Regions from separate parts of the Homo sapiens genome. Here region 1 is linked to region 2. Evidence: chromatin loops called from intact Hi-C (ENCODE). Cell type or tissue: heart left ventricle. All regions are shown on one strand.

Evidence for each region. Hi-C counts contacts between places; a loop is a spot of excess contacts. Peaks named below come from ENCODE experiments on the same cell type or tissue, not always from the same donor. Only the 100,000 strongest peaks of a DNase experiment are listed, where the experiment ranks them.
Region 1: a loop joins it to region 2, with 4 times the contacts of the local background. A loop is called at or near these places in 30 of 110 quality-filtered maps.

What each region holds. Positions count from the first base shown.
Region 1 is chr3:196,518,332-196,520,831 of GRCh38, reverse strand. It overlaps a transcript of SMCO1 not described here. Among named protein-coding and RNA genes, the nearest start is that of SMCO1, 4.2 kb to the right of the region's middle. In heart left ventricle, a CTCF peak has its summit at 1,475 (motif pointing right); no DNase peak of the experiment used is centred here.
Region 2 is chr3:196,271,751-196,274,250 of GRCh38, reverse strand. All of the region lies in intron 1 of PCYT1A (phosphate cytidylyltransferase 1A, choline), which reads left to right. Among named protein-coding and RNA genes, the nearest start is that of PCYT1A, 15 kb to the left of the region's middle. RefSeq lists an enhancer at 668-1,167. In heart left ventricle, no CTCF peak of the experiment used is centred here; DNase peaks (open chromatin) are centred at 660 and 1,210.

The DNA.
Region 1 (2,500 bases), 250 kb before region 2:
TTATTATACTGAAACAGTTTGTGCCTTCAGTCTCTTGTCTCAGCACCTAGGTAATCCTTCACCCACACATCTCCATATTTTTCTGCTGCCTGAAGAACTGCCTGCTTTTCAGCAGCGGTGAGAGTCTGACTTAGGAGCAACACGTGAGATCAAACACCTGAGTTAAATTTTGGAAAGTTTCTATATATCTATCGGGGTCGTCAGAAAATCGGCTTGTCTCCCTTTATTTGCTTAAGATCCTGTAATGAGAAGGGAACATGAAGCTTCATAGCACCATTTCCATCAGGCATTTCCTGCAGAGGTAAGAGCGAAGTGGGCAAAGTGGGTGATATTGAAGATGGTGGAGCTGGAGGAGCTGATGGCATGATTGGAGGGGGTTCTGGATGAGGGGGACTAGAAGGGTTGGGACATTCAATAGCTGTCTCAGATTGCTCCTCTGGAATCTGCTTTAGCTCTGGGGAATTATTACCTATGGGCTTGCCTGCCATGGCTGCTAAAAGAACTGAGTCCATTGTACAAAACTTGTAAAGATCTGGGTTGTCTCACAGGGCAGAGAAAGCCTGTACATAGGGGACCTCAGACCATTTGCCCTTCTGTCTGCAGAAAAGATCGAATTTTTGGATAATATTAAAAGCAAGGCTCCCTCCAGCGGGTTTGTCTGTCCCCAGGATGGTAAGAAGGCCATGCCCTTGTGCAATATAACATGAGGTGCTTTTTCTTCAAAGTCTCAAGGTTGAAGAAGTCCCAGCGTTTTAGAATGCACTTGAGAGGAGTGCAGGTCGTAGATGGTCTGTTTCCCATCTAGAAAGAGAAGTGAGAAAAAGCCATCCATTTAGTCTCCTTCCTTTTGGTGTGTGACCCAGGGTGGAGAAGAAGACAGTGGGAGCGTCCCCCCCGACTGTTTTCCCTCCTTGGTTCCTGGGTCCTGGCACCTTGTTAAATGTGCCGCCCGTGGTTGTAGGTGTGACTCTCCAAGCCATGGAACCAGAGAAACTAGAAGATGGGATTAGTCATGCCTACCCATGCTATCCTAGTTCTCTGCATGTGGTTCCCCTTTTATTTCCTAGACTTGTGTGATCTGTGTGCCTCCCTGGAAAATGGATCTTGGGAAAAACTATGTAAAAGGCAAGGCTTCTTTAACGGAGGGAATGTGCTGGATTGGCTACTATTATGGCCCGCACTAGGGCATTTACCCTTAGAAAATGGTTCAGGTTAACTTCCAGACTTAAAATCCCCTTACTAATTAAGTACTGTTTTAATTGGAGACAGAATAGGTGCCTTAAAGGGACTTAAGGACCTAATGGCGATTTTCCTGCCGATGGGACAGTATCAGGACTAAAATTTGGCTGCAGAGGACATTTTACTCCTAATTGTTGGGGCAGAATTTTCCTATTCACAGAAGCAGCATAAAGAAAGCTGCAAAATGGAAAAATTGGGAAGCTACAGTGGACCAACGTGTCTTACAGAGGGGATTTCTATTTCCACGAGGTGGCGCTGTTGGCTTAAATATACCACGTGCTCGCACGAGGACTAGTAGCGAGTGACCTCACTGTGTGGGAAAGGGGAGGCCCTCTGTTCCTAAAAGATCACAAGATCCTGAACTACATCCATGGTTACTACAGCATTTCCTGATCTTCCCCAACAGGATTACTTCCCTGGGCTGCAAAAATTCCCTCACATTTGACACACAGAGAAAATAAGAGACATAGTGATCGCAGATAGAAAAAGAAGGGAAATTTTGCAACAGGCTAGCTGGGGACCCTTTACCAACACCTGGGCAGGCTATTGGAGGCTGAGTCCAGTCCAGAAGCATTTGAATAACACAAGGGTGTGCACTGGCCAGAAATTCTCAATTGCTTAAGAACTTTTCCTGGCCTCACGGGATGGTTAGGTTTCCTTGTTGAAAGGAAGCTGATTTGAAGCATGGCCAACGTGCCCAGTGACCCATGGGTATTGGGGGGGTCTCCATGTTCTCCCCAGTAAGCCTGACATCCAAGTCTCTAAGAATGGCAGCCACACTAACCGTGTCTTTAACTGGCTGATGGATGCTTGTTATTGATTTGATTAGATTTTAAAATGGAGACCAAGAGCCTTGGAATGAAAGGACAGATTTTGAGTCCGCTCCTCTACTCACTGCTCCATTGAATGTTGTACCTTGGGATTCCGGATGAGCCCCCAAAAATGACATGGCTACGTTGTCTAGGGAAACACCCAGGGTCCTTTGTCTTGTGCCAGGGTCCTTTGTCTCCAGCACTTTGGGAGGCTGAGGCAGGTGGATCACTTGAGGTCAGGAGTTAGAGACCAGCCTGGCCAACATGGCGAAACCCCGTCTCTACTAAAAATACAAAAACTAGCTGAGCATCGTGATATGGCTCCATTGTCTGGGGAAACATCCAGGGTCCTTTGTCACATGCCGAGAAAATTAGCAACATAGACACACGTAGAGTGGATTAAGGAGTGGAAAGTTTAGTAGGCAAGAAGGAAGAGAACAGCTCCCCTG
Region 2 (2,500 bases):
CCCGGGCTTCCCTGTGCTTTTGGGGGCCCAGGAACCTCCCCTGCCCCTGCAGGCTTGAAGTGCCTGCTCCCACTGCCTGGCCTCTCCTTGCTCCTGGTGCCTGCTCTGATTTTGGAGCAAAGTTGAGGCCAAGCCTGGGCACTGTCATGACCTGGCTGGGTTTGCGTGTGCTAGGGGCAGTGCTGACATGCCAGCCCCCTTCTGCCTTGGCCCCCTCTGGATTTTGGGTGTCCAGCAGCACAGGAGGGGACGCCAAGGCGGAGCTGAGAGCAGCTCCATTCAGGCCTGCAGGCGCCCCTTCGTGAATAGCCTGGGCGCTGTGGACAGCAGGTTGATGACAGCAGGAGGCAGACAGGCTCCTAGGCGGAAATGGGCGGGTCCCTGGTGAAGCCCCACCTTCAAGCCAGGGATGGCCTGAAGCCTGGGGCCCAGGCTGCCAGTTCTGTGGACTGGAATGAGAACTTACGATGCTTTTTCCGGGCTGCCTGTGGCTGCCCATGGACCAATCAGCATGCACTTCCTGCCCGCTGAAGCCCGTAGAAACCCTGGACTCAGCCATACTTGATGGGATGACCTGCCTGCGGATAGGAGCTTCCCACTCCAGGTCTCCTCTCCACTGAGGGCTGCAGAGACGTCAGGATGACCTGCCTGCAGATAGGAGCTATCCACTCTGGGTCTCCTCTCCGCTGAGGGCTGCACAGATGCTGGGACGACCTGCTGCGGAAAGGAGCTACCCGCTTGGGGTCTCCTGAGGGCTGTTGTGTTGCTCAATAAAGCACCTCTTCACCTTGCTCGTCCTCCAGTTGTCCATATACCTCATTCTTCCTGGACGTGGGACAAGAACTCGGGATCTGCCAAATGGTGGGACTGAAAGAGCTGAAACACAAACAGAGCCGAAACACGTCCTCCCCTCCCCCACTGCTTGCCACGCTGTGGGCAACAGAAAGAGAGAAGAGAGGAGAGAGAAAGAGAAGAGCTGTAGCCCTTTGGGAAGCCCAGACCTAGGAGCTCCTTGAGCCAGGGCTGTGACACCCTCTTTGGAGCTCTGTGGTTCCTGGCCTCTCCAAGCTTCTGGGCAGCACCATGTTCCCCAGTGCCTGCAGTGGAAGCTGCTTGTAGTACGCCTGGTTCAGCTGCAGCCTCTCAGGGAGCTGGCGCCTCGAGCTGCTCACCCCCTGGCAGCTGGCGTGCCTGGCTGTGCGCAGTGGCCGGACCCTGTGCTGGCTCGCCTGTGCACCTCTTGCCGCTCCGTGCCTGGCTTGTCCTTGGCATGCATGGAATCTGTGCTGGTAACACAAGCTGAGCATAGCCTACCAGGCTGAGTGGACGGAACGAGCCCGGCGGGCCTGAGCAAAACTCAGGCAAAGGTGCCACTGGCCACAGAGGTTTCTGGCTAGCGAAGTGACACCCCAAGTATTCTGTGACTTAAACATGAAATACAGAATATTCAGAACTTTGCTGTAATAGCTAGTTGCTAGAAACTCTCTGCTAAATGAGACAATAATAAATAAGTTCCTTTGGGGGAAGGAGAATCCCTGAGGGGGTTTTAATAGCTGGAAACTGTGAACAAGCTTGAGGTGTTAAGACCCTGAAAGAGGAAAGGGAAATGAGTACTGAGAAAAGAAGGGGAAGGGCCAGGTGCAGTGGTTCACACCTGTAATTCCAGCACTTTGGGAGGTCGAGGTGGGTGGATCACCTGAGGTCAGGAGTTCAAGACCAGCCTGGCCAACATGACAAAACCCTGTCTCTACTAAAAATACAAAAATTGGCTAGGCGCCATGGCTCACGCCTGTAATTTCAGCACTTTTGGAGGACGAGGCAGGTGGATCACGAGGTCAGGTGTTCGAGACCAGCCTGGCCAACATAGGGAAACCCTGTCTCTACTAAAAATACAAAAAATTAGCCAGGCGTGGTGGTGGGTGCCTGTAATCCCACCTACTCAGGAGGCTGAGGCAGGAGAATCGCTTGAACCTGGGAGGCGGAGGTTGTAGTGAGCCGAGATGGTGCCACTGCACTCTAGCCAGGGTGACGGAGTGAGACTCTTTCTCAAAAAAAAAAAAAAGGAAAGAAGGAGAAGGACATTTAAAAAATACATTATGCTGGTCCTAGCTATTCTGGAGGCTCAGATGGGAGGATTGCTTAAGCTCAGGAGTTTGAGGCTACAGTGTGCTATGATTATGGCTGTGAGAGCCGAGATCGTGCCACTGCACTCTAGCCAGGGTGACAGAGTGAGACTCTTTCTCAAAAAAAAAAAAAAGGAAAGAAGGAGAAGGACATTTAAAAAATACATTATGCTGGTCCTAGCTATTCTGGAGGCTCAGATGGGAGGATTGCTTAAGCTCAGGAGTTTGAGGCTACAGTGTGCTATGATTATGGCTGTGAGAGCCGAGATCGTGCCACTGCACTCTAGCCAGGGTGACAGAGTGAGACTCTTTCTCAAAAAAAAAAAAAAGGAAAGAAGGAGAAGGACATTTAAAAAATACATTATGCTGGTCCTAGC